2 separate regions of the Homo sapiens genome follow, and region 2 is linked to region 1. Evidence: chromatin loops called from intact Hi-C (ENCODE). Cell type or tissue: PC-9. All regions are shown on one strand.

Region 1 (5,000 bases):
GTCCCTGCAATGATTAAACACTAATGGAAGGCTGCCTTCCCTAGTCCATGACCGGCGCTGGAGTTTTGGGTCCATGGATAAAACGTGTCTCCTTTGTCTCTACCAGAAAATGAAAGGAATTGAAATTAAGAGAAGGGAGAGATTAAAGTGTGGCACCAAGATTGAAAGGAGAAAGAGGTTGAGGGATAGTGAGGGAGGTTGGAGAAGTGAGTAAAAAGAGGCCGCTTACCCGATTTAAAATTGGTGAGATGTTCCTTGGGCTAGTTGGTCTGAGGACCTGAGGTTGTAAGTGGATCTTTTTCATGGAGCAAAGAGCAGGAGGACAAGGGATTGATATCCCAAGGGAGGTCCCCTGATCCGAGTCATGGCACAAAATTTCATGCACGTCCGTGTGAAGAGACCACTAAACAGGCTTTGTGTGAGCAACATGGCTGTTTATTTCACCTGGGCGCAGGCGGGCTGAGTCTGAAAAGAGAGTCAGGGAAGGGAGATAAAGGTGGGGCTGTTTTATAGGATTTGGGTAGATAAAGGAAAATTATAGTCAAAGGGGAGTTGTTCTCTGGCGGGCAGAGTCGGGGTCACAAGGTGCTCCAAGGTGCTCAGTAGGGGAGCTTTTTGAGCCAGGATGAGCCAAGAAAAGGAATTTCACAAGACAATGTCATCAGTTAAGGCAGGAACAGGCCATTTTCACTTCTTTTGTGGTGGAATGTCATCAGTTAAGGCAGGAACCGGCCATCTGGATGTGTACGTGCAGGTCACAGGGGATATGATGGCTTAGCTTGGGCTCAGAGGCCTGACAGAGGGTCAGGACAAGAACCACATGGCCTGGTGCTTAGCTTTGCTATTCTCCAAGACCTTAGGGGTAAACATTTGTTGTTGCTTTTTTGTTTGTTTGTTTCCGTAGGCATGGATCCCTGAGGTCTGTCCCTAATATTACAAGACAATTCGATATCACAATAAAACCCTTCAGATATGATGCTGAGTGAAAAAGCAGAAAGGGAAAGACTTGGTTGTGCGGATACTGAGTTCTTTTTCTTTTCTTTTCTTTTTTTCTTTCTTTTTCTTTTCTTTTTTTTGAGCCCGACTCTTATTCTGTCACCCAGGCTGGAGTGCACTGGAGCAATCCTGGCTGGCCAATACTGAGTTCTTGAAAACAGGAGATGCTTGATGAGGGTGAGTGGATTAGATCTCAGTTTAATATCCGATGGGGCCAGACGCGGTGGCTCACACCTGTAATCCCAGAACTTTGGGAGGCCGAAGTGGGTGGATCACCTGAGGTCAGGAGTTCACGACCATCCTGGTCAACATGGTGAAACCCGTCTCTACTAAAAATACAAAAACTAGCCGGGCGTGGTGGTGCGTCCCTGTAATCCCAGCTACTTGGGAGGCTGAGGCAGGAGAGTTACTTGAACCCGGGCGGCGGAAGTTTCCGTGAGCCAAGACTGAGCCACTGCACTTCAGCCTGGGCAACAAGTGCGAAACTCCGTCTGTGAAAAGAAAAAACAAAAACAAAAAAAACAATGGAAGCCAAAAGCAAAATGCCAAGAGTGGAATACATTTATGCAAGTTGAGCAAAAATGTTAGATAGTTTTAGTTTCTGTTGTCTTTGTCCCTTCATGGCATTTTTTTCAAACGTGATGGGCGGGAGAGGAGCGCCTAGCGCTACTTGGCTTTTCTGGGACAATACTGCCATCATGCGGAAGTAGTTTCATAGCATCCGAAGCCGTGAGCATTTCCTCCACGTAAACCCTAGCCGTCGCGGAAGGAAAAGCCAGTGGAGGCTGAACAGGCCCAAGACACAAGTTGGCATTCCTACCCTTTTCTCTGAGGCCTGGCACAATCAATGGACAAATGCAAAGTCTTAGTGAAGTATCTGGTGAGTGAGGGACCAGGACTGAGCTAGCTGCTTCCAGGAAGCAAGAATGTAATGGAAAGCCTAAGCAATTATCTAAGCCCACAAGCCAGGATTATCTGTGACTTTATAAGTTCATGGGAATGTCTTTTCTCATACTAGGACACTGATGGTAATCTCAGTTCTCTCAAGGAGGGCAGATAGGTGGCTCTTTTCCGTTGGACATTCCCTGAGAATGATGGCATTTTTTAGTCCTGAGGAAACCAGTATTTATCTCATTCTAGCGAGCGTTCTGTGTACCAGCTTCAAAGCTAGTTCTTCATGAAGATATCCACCCTTAGGTGTGGAGACCTCCAGATACTCCATGACTCATAATTGAAAAATCAACAAGGGTGGCTAAAATTGTATGGGTGACTTGTTCCCCATGACATTCTTTTTCATTGTTTGTTATCTCAGTATCTGAATCTTTTAAAAAAGGATGTAATATTAGTCTGGTACTGTAGTGTGACCTTCCAGTGCTTCAAGATCTTCTTCAGGTAGGACTTCTCCTGGCCTCTGAAGATTCAGGCAGGCATTCCAGGGTAAGGGACCTGGCTTTTGTGACATCCTTGACTGTACCTAGCTCTCCCTCAAGCTGGTTAGAGTTGATTGATGGTCTGTAGACATAGATGCTATTGGCATTCAGGAATGTTTTAAAGATTCGGCCAGGCCCGGTGGCTCATGCCTGCAATCCTAGCAGTTTGGGAGGCTGAGGCAGGTGGATTGCTTGAGCTCAGGAGTTTGAGACCAGCTTGGGTAACATGGTGAAGCTCTGTCTGTATAAAAATCCCCACAAAATTAGCTGGGCACGGTAGTGCCTGCCCATAATCCCAGCTACTTAGGAGGCTAAGCTGGGGGGATTGCTTGAGCCCTGCAGGTCAAGGTTGCAGTGGGCAACAGTGCACTTCTTCCTGGGAGACAAAGTGAAACCCTGTCTCAAAACAAAACAAAACAAAACAAAAATAGAAGTGTCTTAACGACCCTCTGGGAAGCATTTCTCAATGACCCCCATTCCTGGAAATGACAAAATGACATCTAGACTCCCCACGCTGTTTCACCTAACGTAGACTTAGATATCTGCTAGATCAAGGGTCTCCAGTTCCTGGGCCACGGACCTGTACTGTTCTGTGGTCTCTTAGGAACTGGGCTGCATAGCAGGAGGTGAGCGTGGAGCAGGCAAAGTTTCACTGATATTTAAAGCCACTCCCCATCGTTTGCATTACCGCCTGAGTTCCACCTCTTGTCAGCATTGGCAACATTAGAGTCTCATAGGAGCATGAATCCTATTGTGAACTGTTCATGCAAGGATCTAGGTTGGGCTATCCTTATGAAAATCTAATGCCTGATGATCTGTCACTGTCTCTCATGACCCCCAGATGGGATCATCTAGTTGCAGGAAAACAAGGCTCAGGGTGCCTACTGATTCTACATTATGGTGAGTTGTATAATTATTTCATTATATATTACAGTGTAATAACAATAGAAATAAAGTGCATGATTAATGTAGTGAGCTTGAATCTAACTGAAACCATCCCCAACCTTGGACTGTGCAAAATTTATCTTCCACAAAACCGATCCCTGATGCTAAAAAGGCTGGGGACTGCTAAACTACCTCCTGGAGAAATAGCTTGGTCTGACCATTTTTGTGGAAGAGAGCAGCCCTACATATGAGACAGTGTCCCATATCTGAAGCAGTTATAGTAGGTCGCTAGTCAGATATGAGCAGGGCAGGAGAGGGCTCTTGCCGACCCACTGGGAATGTCAGCTGACCATCAGGCGGTAGTCAAACAGTTGTCACACTGCCTCTCTAAAATAATAATGTTTTAAGTTAGGTAGAAAAATCTGAAGGTTTGAACACTTATGGAAGGCTTGTGACAAATTAATTGTAAATGAAATTCTGTGTGTGAACATATTAGCTAAAGTTAAAGGGGTACTATTTAATTTTTCCATAAATTGAACATTGGAATAAAAGTACAACAGAGTTGGCTGGGCATGGTGGCTCACACCTGTAATCCTAGCACTTTGGGAGGCTGAGGCAGGTGGATCACGAGGTCAGGGGTTCGAGACCAGCCTGACCAACATGGTGAAACCCCATCTCTATTAAAAATACAAAAATTAGCTGGGTGTGGTGGCGGGCGCCTGTAATCCCAGCTACTCAGGAGGCTGAGGCAGGAGAATTGCTTGAACCTGGAAAGTGGAGGTTGCAGTGAGCCGAGATAGCACCATTACACTCCAGCCTGGGCGACAGAGCAAGACTCCGTCTCAAAAAAAAAAAAAAAAAGTACAACAGAGTTTTCTTACAGCACTAATTTGCTCTTTAACAAAAATTGGCAAAGAATTATAAAAGATTTATAAGAATCTTACCTTATGGTCAGACATTAAAATTGGATAGATTTGTCCATAAGGTTTCATTAAGATTTGGGTTTGACATCAATAGTGCACTAATACAATGGTGAAATTTGGCTTTCTCTCTTGAACAAGATTTTCATGTGATATTAAGAAATGATGAAAGATTTTTGTTTGCCTTTTGAATAAACTGTAGGAAGAAGAAGGGAAAGAAAAAAAGACAGATTGTTTGGAGAGCTAAGTCTCCCTCTTAATGAGTAAAGGTTTTTTCCGTTTTAAAACATTTTGAGTTATTGTTTTGGCTAATTAAATGACTCATGGTGACCTGGGATTTGATTTTATAATATCAAGTGTTTTAAACCATTGATATTTGACAAAGCTTCCAAAATTAAATTATAAATTATATTTTTTTCTGACATAATTACTAGTTTAGATATTAAGTCCTCTGAAGTCCAAACATGATATATTTGGCCTATTTGGTATAACAATCATACAGTAAACACTGTCAACTATGAAATGGTGTTTGGCTTTCTTTGGGTTGTGTTTGTATAAATATATTAGCGGTTGAAGTTATCTGTGCTACCAGCGTTGAATCCAAACAGGTCTGGAGCAACCTCGATTCCTGCCTTCTGAGAAGAAAGAATCCGACTGAGGGGCATAAGGCAGAAGAAGAGACCAAGGAAAGTTTTAGAGCAGGAGTGATGTTTATTCAAAAGCTTTAGAGCAGAAATGAAAAGAAAGTAAAGTACACTTGGAAGAGGGC
Region 2 (5,000 bases), 910 kb before region 1:
GATTATGGGGATTACAATTCAAGATGAGATTTGGGTGGGGACAAAAAGTCTAACCATATCAGCTTACATGGTTTTGCCTGTCAACTGCTTCTTGATCAATATTTGGGCTGCCAAAGGGCCTGATTGTATAAAGATCCTACACCCCCTTGGGAGGATCTGTGAACAGGAACATAAAGTCCAAGAACTTGAAATATTTCAGAAATAAAGTTTGGTTCCCTTTTCCCCTGAGGAGGGTAGGTACTCATGGAGAGCAGGGCGCTCTAACTGTAGTGGAGAAAAGATAGGAAACCTGCTAAGGAAATGAGCTATTGAGGCAGCCCAGGGAGGAGCTAAAATGAAGAAACAACGAATTGGCTCGGTTCCTCAGGACTTAATTAGGATTCTCAATAGGGGTGATAACCAAGTACAACCAGAACTACCTTTGGGTGATGGGTCTAATAAAGCTGTCACAATGGGAAGGATGGTTTCCTTCCATGGGTGGAGTACGGGGGTAAAAAGAAGCATAAAACTTGCATGCTGGGTCTGAGTCACAGAAGAGAACCACAGAATATTCCAGGTTGGCGATGTGCAACCCACAGCTTTCTTGCATTCATTGACCTGAAGACACTGCTTTTGACACTGAAAGTTGGGAAAGGGGAGACAGCATATTCCTTTTGCACAAATGGCCATCAGAGGTGGACTGGAAGTTTCTTCTCTCTTGTCTTCTCTAGAGATTGAACCAAGCAAAGAAACAAAAGCCGAGTACTTTGTAGAAAGTTCTAGCAAAAACACAGAGTATGCTGACTCTGAAAGTAACCCTCTGGGACTGTGGAATAAGGCAACTCAAATCTCTCACTTGGCAAGAATGAGGCCGCCTGACAGTTTTAAGTGTCCAAGGAATTTGATCAACACCTCACAATTTCCAAGGTACATCCCTCAGACCTTCACAAATGGGCAAAGCCCTCAGAACTTCAGGAGAAAACTATCCTGAAAACAAAGCAAATGAGCTGTTTCTCAGTACAAATGGCACTGTTCTGAGCAGCTAGAGCAGGGTCCAAAAACTACTGTCCTGGGGCCAAATGCAGCCCTCTGCCTGCTTTTGTAAATATAGTATTATTGGAACACAGCACGCCCATTTCTTTGCATATTTTCCCTGGCTGCTCTCATGCAACAGTGGCAGGAGTCGTTGCAACAGAGATCTTATGGCCCCAAAAGCCTAAAATACTTATTTTCTTGCCCCCCAAAGAAAAAGTTGGTCAGCCCTGGAACGAGAGAGCAGATCAAAATTTCCTAAGTATTGAAAACTTGGCGGAGTTTATAATGACCCCAGAGTCTGAGAGAATAAAAGGATGTGATTCAAACAACATACTTTCCAATACCATATCACCACAAACAACATTTACTGAGTACCTACTATGTGAGAGTCACTGCTTTTAGGCCTGAAAGCACGGGAGAACCTGGTCTTTTCTCTCAGGATTGCAGAAATCCCAGCCACATGCTGTGTCAGTAATTATAGGTGAGAGCTTAATTAGTTCTTCATTAGTCTTACATAGCTGATGCCTGCCAGTTCCTTGGAGTGTGTGCGTGTGTGTATGTGTTTTATCACATGCTTTTAAAAATTAAAACAATATATAAGTATGTAAAGTAAAAAGTGAAATTACCTATACAACTCCCACTTCCCCAAAATAACTACTGTGATTATGATTTCCTCCAGACCTCCTTGTCCTAGCCACATTCAAATCTGCTATCTCTCCCCCTCCCCCTTCCCTCCTGCTCTTCCTCCAACCCAACCGCACACACAAACACATATATTTATTTAAAAGGATAAAACCATATTGTTCTCATTGTTACCTGATTTCTTTTTTTTTTTATGAAAAAGTTCAGCAGTGTATCATGGATTCCCTTCCAAAACAGGAATATAGTGGATGGTTTATCCCAACAAAATTGATTACTGCTGATGTTATAGGTTGAGAGTATAGACTCTATATGCATGCTGCCTGGGTTTGAATCCCAGCTCCACCATTTACCAGCTCTGTGACCTTGAGAAAGTCTCTAACCTCTCCATGCCTCAGTTTCTTCACCTATAAATGGAGAAAATAAAAGCTGTAACTTCAGAGAGTTGTTGTGAGGATTAAATGAGTTAGTATCTGTAAAGCACTTAACACTGTGCCTGATATAGAATAAACTTTACTTTTCATTTTTATTTTTTTAGAGACAGACTCTCACTCTGTCACTGAGGTCAGAGTGCAGTGGTGTGATCATAGTTCATAGCAGCCTCAACCTCTTGAGCTCAACTGATCCTTCAGCCTCAGCCTCTCGAGTAGCTGGGACTACAGGTGCACGCTACCACTGCCAGCTAATTTTTTACAATTTTAGTAGAGATAAGGTCTCATTATGTTGCCCAGGCTGATCTGGAACTCCTGAGCTCAATCCTCCCACCATGGCCTCCCAAAGTTCCGAGATTACAGGCATGATAAAATAAACTTTATATGTGTTTGATAGTATTATAATAATCATTATTACTGTTATTAGCATAAGGACTAGATGTCTGCTGAATTCCTATATCTTCAGTAGCTAAAGACTGACTCTGAGATCAAGAATTAAAAATATTTGCAAGAAAAAGAGTATATTTCCTGTTGTGACTAATTTAAGGAAACCTTTCTAAAAAATAAAACAAATGTGTTTCAAATGTAACATAATCAAATGTATAAAGACTTATCTTAAAGTTTACTTCTGAGCTTCGAATGCAGCCAGTGACAGAAACATTCTGAAAGATGTAACCCACAAAATGCCAAGTGAGTCACAGATTCTCTCTCCAGCAATGAAAAGGCATTATCTGGTGTCTCTGGCTGATTGGGGACCTACTTTATCACACTTAGCCAAGGATGACTCACTTCCAGCCCCGCCCGTTTCCCACTCATCTCTCCACCCAATATTGCTGGAGTATGGGCTTGTCTGCCTGATGAGATCTGCGAGGACCCCAAAGGTCTAGCTGCTTCCCTTATGGGCCTAGCTTGGTGCCTGGAATGCCTACACTCCAAGGTTCTCTTCTGTGGGTGAAAGGAGCATGTCCAGAAGACCCTATTAAGATGCATTTATGCCACCTAGGAGGGAGGAGAGAGAGTAACCCATTAAAAGTTAGCACATATTAGTTTTCAAATTAGTAGTCACAGAGGGCCCTCGGGGAATGGGACACACAGGGCTTGTAAATTCAGCTAGCTCACTTTACTTAAACAAAAAAAAAAAAAAAAAAAAAAAAGAAGAAAAATGAACTTCTGCATTTATCCAATTTGAATTTTTAAATTTTAGTCCTATTGCCTTAAGGACAGAATAAGGTTCAATAATCTTCATCAAATCTCATTAAGTTGTACAAATTCTATTTTCATTATGCCTGGTTCAATCTTGTGACTTCACTAATATTAGTAAGATTTAATGATGCCTAACTGGGCCTAAGAAAAGTTTAACAGTTTTTGTGACTTAAAAATGCTCTACTGGATTTCATGTAACTTATAAGGACCTGAGAAGAACAGTCAAGTCTTAAAAGAGAGTGCTACACCATAGCTTGATAGGACCTAACCAGCCAACTAGAGCCAATCTTAATCAGCCTTTTCATGGATTCATCCAAAACACAAGATTGCTTTTTTTTTTCTCAGTCCTGAAGGCGGTCTTCTGTCCCTGAAACTACCTAGAGTAGGATTACATGTTCATCAAGGCCCTTGAGACCATATGGCAAAGACATTATGAATTCGGTCAAAAAGATGGATTCTGGCTTCACAAGGCTGAACACATAGGAAGGAAGTTGAAATAAGGAGCCTGAACACTGATTAGTTAAGATGAATAGCATTTATCAAGGATAAGCTTGAAGGCTGGGCACTGTGGCTCATGCCTGTAATCCCTGTAATTCCAATACTTTGGGAGGCTGAGTGGGGAGGATCACTTGAACCCAGGAGTTCGAGACCAGCCCAGGTAACATGGCGAAACCTCTCTCTACAATATAGATAAAAATTAGCTGGGCATGGTATTGTGTGCCTGTAGTCTCAGCTACTCAGGAGGCCGAGTCAGGAGGATTATGTAAACCTGGGAGGTCAAGGTTGCAGTGAGCTGTGATTGTGCCACTGCACTCCAGCCTGGGTGACAAAGAGAGACCGAGACCCTGTCTCAAAAAAAAAAAAAAAATGGCTTGACCTAAGAAGCACTAACAAGCATCAGTAAGTTGTCCAGTTTCCCATCCCTTCCCAGTGTCCACATGCTTTCTCCAAACTCCCAGGACCTTGGCATATTCCCAGCACTCCCACTCTAAGGCAGGTTTGTATGTAGCCCACCTGGATGGTCCCAATGTCTTCTTAACTATCCTTCTGTCTTCAGCCTCTTTCTTGATCACCGGGCTCATCTTCCTAAAACTTTCTCAGAACAGAAGCTATGAGCCTGTGGCTTCAGAATCCTCCCTGATGTGGTTCAGAAATGCAGATTCTCTAGGCCGCACTGCAGATGATCTGAATCAGAATCTCCCACCTCAGCCTCCCAAGTAGCTGGGACCACAGGGGCAAGCCACCACACCTGGATAATTTTATTTTGTGTTGAGACAGGGTCTTACTATGTTGGCCAGGCTGGTCTCAAAATCCCGGGCTCAAGTGATCCTCCCACCTTGGCTTCCCAACGTGCTGGGATTACAGGCATGAGCTGCCAACCCTGGCCTGGAAGCATTTATTTACCTAGCTCTAGCTTGCTGATCTAGCGTCCAGCTTCTGGTAACTTGATTTCTGTCTTGTAGCCCATTCATTTGACAAACCTGTGTTGAGCACTTTACTGTGAGTTAGGGCCAGTGAAACAGGAAGCCAGGAGGGAGGTCAGAGAATACTTATTAAGGAAGTGATTCCCAGCTGTATCCCTTTCCTGGGGCCAAGAGCCCTGCTCTAACCCCCTCCCCCCATGAATGAAACAACCTGGTGTTGAATCTCCAGCTGTCTCCTGCCTTCTTGAATCTTGAATCTGCCTTCTTGAATGTCCAGTTGTCTCCTGCT

The links. Hi-C counts contacts between places; a loop is a spot of excess contacts. Peaks named below come from ENCODE experiments on the same cell type or tissue, not always from the same donor. Only the 100,000 strongest peaks of a DNase experiment are listed, where the experiment ranks them.
Region 2: it touches region 1 in a loop (27-fold over the local background); 2 of 110 quality-filtered maps call a loop at or near these places.

Annotation. Positions count from the first base shown.
Region 1 is chrX:131,707,824-131,712,823 of GRCh38, reverse strand. It overlaps FIRRE (firre intergenic repeating RNA element), which reads left to right. Exons shown (of 10, transcript NR_152876.1): 9 at 1,104-1,173. Among named protein-coding and RNA genes, the nearest start is that of FIRRE, 120 kb to the left of the region's middle. RefSeq lists an enhancer at 1,569-1,863. In PC-9, no CTCF peak of the experiment used is centred here; DNase peaks (open chromatin) are centred at 1,623 and 2,183.
Region 2 is chrX:132,620,210-132,625,209 of GRCh38, reverse strand. No RefSeq gene overlaps it. Among named protein-coding and RNA genes, the nearest start is that of HS6ST2-AS1, 45 kb to the left of the region's middle. In PC-9, no CTCF peak of the experiment used is centred here; a DNase peak (open chromatin) is centred at 2,809.